Linked DNA regions of Homo sapiens: all the other regions are linked to region 2. A link is an interaction called in ENCODE POLR2A ChIA-PET data of the cell type or tissue named here. Cell type or tissue: Panc1. All regions are shown on one strand.

Region 1 (2,500 bases), 51 kb before region 2:
GCCTTCAGCCTGGGAAGCTTCTGTTCCTTTGAGCTAGTGACTTCGTACATCCCTCAGGCTATCCAACAGAGAGGAAGTCTTGCTGTGTTGCCTAGGCTGGAGTGCAGTGGTGCGATCATGGCTCACTGTAGCCTCAACCTCCTGGGCTCAAGTCATCCACCTGCCTCAGCCTCCTGAGTACTTGGAGCTACAGGCATGCACCACCACGCCTGGCTAACTTTTGGATTTTTTTTGTAAAGATGAGATCTCGCTATGTTGCCCAGGCTGGTCTTGAGTTCCTGGGCTCAAGCAGTCCTCCTGCCTCGGCCTCCCAAAGTGCTGGGATTACAGGTGTCAGCCTTTGCATCTGGCCCACAAACAGCCATTCTTGTTCAAACTTTGCCTCCAGGCCTGGCGTGGTGACTCACGCCTGTAATTCCAGCTATTTGGGAGGCCGAGGTAAGAGGACCACTTTAGCCAAGGAGTTCAAGACCAGTCTCGGCAACATAGGGAGACCTCATCTCTACAAAAAATAAAATTAGCTGGGCATGATGGTGCGTGCCTAAAGTCCCAACTACTTGGGAGGCTGAGGTGGGAGGATCCCCTGAGCCCTAGAGGTCGAGGCTACAGTGAGCAAGGTTGCTCCACTGTATTCAGCCTGGACGACAGAGTGAGAACCTGTCTCAAAAATAAATAAATAGGCCGGGTGCGATGGCTCATGCCTGTAATCCTAGCACTTTGGAAGCCGAGGCGGGTGGATGACTTGAGGTCAGGAGTTTGAAATCAGTCTGGCCAACATGATGAAACCCTGTCTCTACTAAAAATACAAAAATTAGCTGGGTGTAGTGGTGCATGCCTGTGATTCCAGCTACTCAGGAGACTGAGACAGGAGAATCGCTTGAACCCGGGACACGGAGGTTGCAGTGAGCCGAGATCGTGCCACTGCACTCCAGCCTGGGTGACAGAGCAAGACTCTGTCTCAAAAAAAAGAGAAAAAAAGAAAAAAGAAAAGAAAATTAAAATTAAATTAATTAATTAATTAAAAATAAAAGAATTAGAAAACAAGCTTCACCTCCTCCAGGAAGTGTGCCTTCATCTCCCTATCTCCAGAGAGGTTAGGTGCCCTCCTGGGAGCTCCCAGCCCTCTGCGTTTACTCCAAGCTGATGGCGCTGGGTTGTCATAGGTGTGCCTAGCAACGTCACGAAGGTGTAACTCTAAGCAGGAAGAAAATAAACTTCCTCGTGGCAGATTTTACATGCACCTGGAGGCTTGAGGATGGGAAAATGAAACCATCCCTGTAAACCTCATGCAATTAATCAGAGAACAGAGAGGAGAAATGGAAACAAGCCAGGCTTGCAGCACACCCAGCGCTGATCATGAGGTCAGCTGCCCCCTGATCTGCTTCCTCTTAGTTGTCTGGTGCCTGCTGTTCTAGAATCACGTAGACCTGGTTACAAGATCATAGTTCCCCTTAACTGCACTAGAGATAGCAACTTGAACGTTATGAAACATTAAATGTTACTTTTGAGAAATTCCTTCAGGTCCTGCGTGCCGGTGAAGCGACTGACTCCGCCAGCCTGAAGGACCCCACCAGGAGCTAACTCCCCAAAAATGTCTTTTTCACATCATGATGATTTCATTTCCCTTGCTCTGACCAATGACCCCAATTTTCTAGCCTCTCACCCTCCATAATCCCCTTAAAAGCCCCATCCCAGAATTCCCTGGGGAGATGCATTCGCAGGTCTCCTCCTATCCCCTTGCACAGTGCCCTGTGATCATGAAACTCTCTCTACTGCATCCCTGCTGTCCAGTGTAATAGGGCTGTGACAGGGCAGCAGGCATACAAATCTGCTGTTCCTGTAACAAAAAGCACACCTCTACGTCTAGATGGAGCCACGTCTAGAGCCCTGCAGATCCATGCTAGAGGGGTTCCAGCAGGCTGGAGTACAATGGCGTGATCTCGGCTCACTGCAACCTCTGCCTCCTGGGTTCAAGAGATTCTTCCGCCTCAGCCTCCCGAGTATCTTGAATTACAGGTGCATGCCTCCACGCCCAGCTAATTTTTGTATTTTTAGTAAAGACGGAGTTTCACCATGTTGGCCAAGCTGGTCTTGAACTCCTGACCTGGTGATCCACCCGCCTCGGCCTCCCAAAGTGCTGGGATTACAGGCGTGAACTACCGCGCCTGGCCCTTTTTTTTGTTTTGTTTTGTTTTTTGAGATGGAGTCTCGCTCTGTCGCCCAGGCTGGAGTGCAGTGGCGCGATCTGGGCTCACTGCAAGCTCCGCCTTCCGGGTTCATGCCATTCTCCAGCCTCAGCCTCCCCAGCAGCTGGGACTACAGGTGCCCGCCACCACACCCGGCTAATTTTTGTATTTTTAGTAGAGACGGGGTTTCACCATGTTGGCCAGGCTGGTCTCCAACTCCTGACCTCAGGTGACCCACCCAACCTCGTCGGCCTCCCAAAGTGCTGGGATTACAGGCGTGAGCCACCATGCCCTTCCTCCTTCTCTCATAGGCT
Region 2 (2,500 bases):
TTTAGTAGAGACAGGGTTTCACCATGTTAGCCAGGCTGGTTTCGAACTCCTGACCTCAGGTGATCTGCCCACCTTGGCCTCCCAAAGTGCTGGGATGACAGGCATGAGCCACCACACCCAGACGAGAGGGCACATTTCCAACTGCATTCTGAAGGCCTGGTGGTGAGAAAGAGCATATAGAGGTGGCACAGCCCATAGCAGAGATGAGGCCAAGGACAAGAAGAGAATGCAGGATGCCGCTTTCCACCTAGAAGAAGGTAAGGGTATGATTCCTTATTTGGAACTACATAAAGTGACCTTGCTCTACTTCTCTTCCCCATACCCTCCTTCTCCCCTCCCCAGCCCCACTTTCCTATTCCAATTAGGGCAATTCTATGAAATCACAGCATCAGAATCTTAGGCCTTAAAATCATTTAGTCTGGCCAGGTGCAGTGGCTCACGCCTGTAGTCCTAGCACTTTGGGAAGCCAAGGCAGGTGGATTGCTTGAGCTCAGGAGTTTGAGGCCACCCTGGGCAACGTGGCAAAATCCAGTCTCTACAAAAAACACAAAAATTAGCTGGGCACAGTGGTGCGCACCTGCTGTCCCAGCTACTCGGGAGGCTGAGGTGGGAGGATCACCTGAGCCTGGGAGGTCAAGGTTGCAGCAAACCAAGATCCTGCCACTGCACTCCAGCCTGGGCAACAGAGCAAAACCCTGTCAAAAAAAAAAAAAAAATCTGGTCTAAGCACCACCTTTGATGGAGGCAGGAATCCTGCAGCAGCCTGGAGCCAACCCAATGGCTCCCTGCCTCTGGTGCTCTATTTCTTATCACCATACAGGTCTCTAAGGTCACCTTTAGGTCTAACATTGTATGAATGATTGTCAGCAACTTTCCAATTTTTTTCATATACATATATTTTTTTTATTTTATTTTTTACTTTTTCTTTTTTTGAGACAGGATCTCACTCTGTCACCCAGGCTGGAGTGCAGTGGCGTGATCATAGCTCACTGTAGCTTCAACCTCCTGGGCACAAGTGATCCTCCCACCTCAGCTTCCAAGGTACCTGTGACTACAGGAATGCGCCACCATGCCCGGCTAATTTTGTTATATATATATATATATATATTTGTACCTTGGTTTTCTCATCTGTAACACCAGGGGTTGAAGTGCTGTGATATTTTTTGGTTCTAGGATAATTTGGAAATAGGGATCTCTTAACATCTTGGATACTGCCAATAGATCATTCACGAAATCCCTTTAGATGAGTGTTATGTTTACTTAGGTCTCTAAAACAATTTGTAAGGTCAACAGATGGGGATAAGAATGACCTGAAGCTGGTCGTCTTTGTTCGCAACCAGAAACAGTCCTGCCTCAAAAAAAAAAAAAAAAAAAAGGGAGTAGGCAGGTGGCCATATTTGTTTCTGGCAAGTGAGTGCTGAAGGAAAGGAGCTGAAGCCTCCCACAGTCATAACTGGTGCTGGCAGGCTACTGTCTCGGTCTTGGGCGCCACTGATCTAAGGTCACGGCTCTGCTTGCTGCTCCCACCCGCTCCAGTTTAAAACCTGCGGTTCCAGGGTTCTCCAGCCCCTCCCTTTTTCACGCTCCGAAGCCGAGAAGGCCCAAAGCGAAGACAGAGAGGACCCGGAAGTAGGGAAAACCTCTGAGCACGTGATGGGGGAACACGCGGGTGCTGTCACGTGATCCGACAAACGGCCTCTGCATAGTGCAGAACATTCTGCTGCTCTTAAAGGTACAGGCCTCAGGGTCCCTGCTGTAGACGGGGCGGGGGAGAGTACGATGGGTGGGGCGTGGTGGGTCGTAGGGCGCTCGAGATGGAGCCCCCAGCTTCCTTGATGGATCGCGGGGCGCGAGTGCCCTAGACAAGCCGGAGCTGGGACCGGCAATCGGGCGTTGATCCTTGTCACCTGTCGCAGACCCTCATCCCTCCCGTGGGAGCCCCCTTTGGACACTCTATGACCCTGGACCCTCGGGGGACCTGAACTTGATGCGATGGGAGGCTGTGCAGGCTCGCGGCGGCGCTTTTCGGATTCCGAGGGTGAGTATTCCCGCCCACCCTCATGGAACGACCACCTCTGGCTCGCAGCCCACCTGAGGGGAATGAGAGCTGACTCGGCCCCGGGAGGACACGCAAGGAGCGGTCGTGCACCTGAGAGTAGGTGGGGGTCATGCCCTCTTCTCGCTCTCCCAGGGGAGGAGACCGTCCCGGAGCCCCGGCTCCCTCTGTTGGACCATCAGGGCGCGCATTGGAAGAACGCGGTGGGCTTCTGGTGAGTGGCCTGAGACTTCAGCGAGTGACAATGGCATGAGAAGAGGGAAGTGACCGGAGGAAAGGGGGAAGAAAGAGTTAAGCTGCGCAAAGGAGCTGAACCCACAAATATTTACTGAATCCACTGGTTTGCCCCAGGGGCAGCATGTAAAATTTCCAAACTTCACTCCTTATCACCTTCCGGATTTAGCAAGATCCTCATACCTACCACCTGTAGGATTATTTACTTTT
Region 3 (2,500 bases), 170 kb after region 2:
CGTCTACTGTGGAATCTCGATTCCTAGTTATTGCAGGAGAGATCAGGATGTCGCGAGGCCTAAGGCAAAAGGAGAAGTCGCGGCTGGGAGAGGCAGCCCCGATGGGCTCCAGGTGGGCCGGGGGCAGTGACCAGGGCCTTCTCTGAGACCTGGTCCTTGGAGGGAGTGGGGGTTTGCTACTTACCTGGCATGTGGAGGGCCCATACCCACTGGGGAGGTGGAGTCTGGAGAGGAGTGGGCACAGCAGGGAGAGTGGGGCCAGGCCCTGGGGCCACCCCACACTGTTTGTAAACTGGACCCGGGCAGGGCAGGGGACCTATAGCCCTTTTTCAAGGTGGGAATGAGTGGGGAGTGGAGAGGTTGGGGCACCAGCCAGAAAGTGCTCGGAGTTCACTCTGGCCGGCCTGGCCCATCAAAGAGCCCCTCAAATGGCCCAGAACCCCAGGAGGGACCCTGGCAGGGGACCCTGACAGGGACAGCCTCACCCATGTGGTGCTTATTGCGGGGGTCCCGGGCCTCCACAGAGAGGGGCAGGGGGTCAGGCGGGGCTGCTGTTGTCTCTGTTTTGCTACCTGGGGGCCTGAACCAACCTGCAGGGGCCTCCTTGCCGGATTTCCTGAGGGCTGTGGTGCAAGGCAGGCCTGGGCGCCCTGGGACAGCTGCCTGGGAGGACCAGGGTGTGGTGGGGGGGCCGCTGGTGAGGGGTCTGGACGCACAGTCACTGAACGCAAAGGATGGCACCCATGCGTCTGCACCCTACACATGTGCACACACACCTAGTCACACACTCGCCCCCTGGTGTCCACCGCCCCCATTCTCACACCCACACATGCAGGTCCTACGCCCTGCACACTCCAGCGCCAGAAAAGTGGGAGACGTGAGGATGGGGTCTTGGAGGTTGGCATGTTTGACCCCAAGAAACCCAGGAGAAATTTCCAGCACGAACCAGCTCGCCACCTGCTGGAAGCCCAGGCTACTACGTCTAGGCTGTGTGGCAAGGGCTGGGAGGACCCGGCAGAGGTCCCTGGGCCTGGGACAGTGCGGCTGGCAGGGGGAGCTGGGACCTGCTCTCGGCTCCACACTAACTCCCCTGCCCTAAGGATGGGGGCAGCTGAGACCCCTGCCCTGTGAGCCCTTCTATCCCCACAAGTTGTCAGGACAATCCCTTGTGGTTAGGGGGAGGGGCGGGGAGAGAGCTCTATTTCTCAGCCAGTGCCAAGCTACCCTCCCTCCTGGGCTGTGATTTCATTTGTGCAATGGGGGTGTGCAGGAGTCACTAGCTTCTCGGGGCCTGTCCCGCACATACACGCACTTATGCGACATCCAGACATTTGCTACATTTTCCAAGGGCTTGGCCTCTCCCCTCCAGCCTCCAGAAGGGAGGGCAGGACACAGCTGCCCTTCGCTCACTGCCCTGATCCCAGCCTGTGCCCAGGGGCCTTAAGCCCCCTCTCTGCCCAACACTTCAGTCCCTTTCTGTACCCAGGGTGGGGAGGGGGCAGAATGGGATGGCGAGGAGGAGGGGATCTGGGGTGGGACCGCAGGATGATCTGCCAGGGGGTATGGAAGGCCAGGAGCAACGAGTCCGGGTTCCAGGGCTCAGGGAGGCGTCTGGGAGTGTGGCCCGAAAGCTCCCTTGCTCCTGGCGTGTGTGTGTGTGTGTGTGTGTGTGTGTGTGTGTGTGTGTGTGTGTGTGTGTGTGTTGTGTGGTGGCCTCCGAATTCTCGGGTCTGTGCGGCTTGGCTCCTCTGGGCCAAGCCCCCGCTCACCAGGCCGCGCTAGGGGTCTTTGGTGGCCCCCTCACCAGCCCGCCGGGGACGGACCAGGTGCCGGGCCGCGTCCTGCCTAGTCTACCGCTGCGCCCCCTGCCCCGCGGCGAGGTGGCTCCATTCCCTACCGCCGCACCGGGCACCGGCTCGGGGCGGGCCCGGGCTGCTCCCGGGTCCGAGGGCGGCGGAGGCGACTCAGACGCAGATCTCGATGGCCGTGGCCAGCACCACCTGCCCTTTGCTCTTGTCCGCGCGGCCGTCGGTCCGGCCGGGGGGCCCCTGGGGAGCTAGGCCGGGCTCGGGCACAGGCACCGGCACGGGCACTGGCACCGGCACCGGCACGGGCAAGGGCACCGACCCGACGGCGGGGGGCGCGGGCCGGGAGCCGCTGCCGCTCTCGGTCAGCACCGTCCGCTTGAGCGGCCCAGGCGCCTCGAGGCGCAGTGGCCCGGCGGCGGGCGGGCGGTCCCCGGGGGGCTTGCGCGCGCGGTGCGAGGGCCGGCGGCGCAGCTCGGACGTGAGCTCGTGCTTGAGGAAGCGGAACACCTCCTTGGCTGGGCCGCGGCGCTCGGGCTCCAGGGCCAGTAAGCGCTGGAACATGCGCAGCGCGGGCTCGGTGAAGCGGCGCCACTGCGAAGGCAGCCCCGGCAGGCGGCCCCGCTGCCAGCGCACGAACTCCTCGAAGAAGGCGTCGGCGCCCGACGCCGCCTCCCACGGGAAGTTGCCGGTGA

What was found. Peaks named below come from ENCODE experiments on the same cell type or tissue, not always from the same donor. Only the 100,000 strongest peaks of a DNase experiment are listed, where the experiment ranks them.
Region 1: POLR2A ChIA-PET joins it to region 2 with 11 read pairs; 22 of 35 experiments call an interaction of 5 or more read pairs at or near these places.
Region 3: POLR2A ChIA-PET joins it to region 2 with 10 read pairs; 2 of 35 experiments call an interaction of 5 or more read pairs at or near these places.

Annotation. Positions count from the first base shown.
Region 1 is chr16:28,542,044-28,544,543 of GRCh38, reverse strand. No RefSeq gene overlaps it. Among named protein-coding and RNA genes, the nearest start is that of NUPR1, 4.3 kb to the right of the region's middle. In Panc1, no CTCF peak of the experiment used is centred here; no DNase peak of the experiment used is centred here; H3K27ac peaks cover 89 bases.
Region 2 is chr16:28,491,252-28,493,751 of GRCh38, reverse strand. It overlaps CLN3 (CLN3 lysosomal/endosomal transmembrane protein, battenin), which reads left to right and starts at 1,678. Exons shown (of 16, transcript NM_001042432.2): 1 at 1,678-1,732; 2 at 1,917-2,038; 3 at 2,192-2,270. The coding sequence starts at 1,993. RefSeq lists enhancers at 1,468-1,667, 1,007-1,796. In Panc1, no CTCF peak of the experiment used is centred here; a DNase peak (open chromatin) is centred at 1,471; H3K4me3 peaks cover 1,328 bases; H3K27ac peaks cover 2,160 bases.
Region 3 is chr16:28,320,386-28,322,885 of GRCh38, reverse strand. It overlaps SBK1 (SH3 domain binding kinase 1), which reads right to left. Exons shown (of 4, transcript NM_001024401.3): 4 at 1-2,500. The coding sequence ends at 1,965. Among named protein-coding and RNA genes, the nearest start is that of SBK1, 29 kb to the right of the region's middle. In Panc1, CTCF peaks have their summits at 636 and 950 (motif pointing left); a DNase peak (open chromatin) is centred at 945.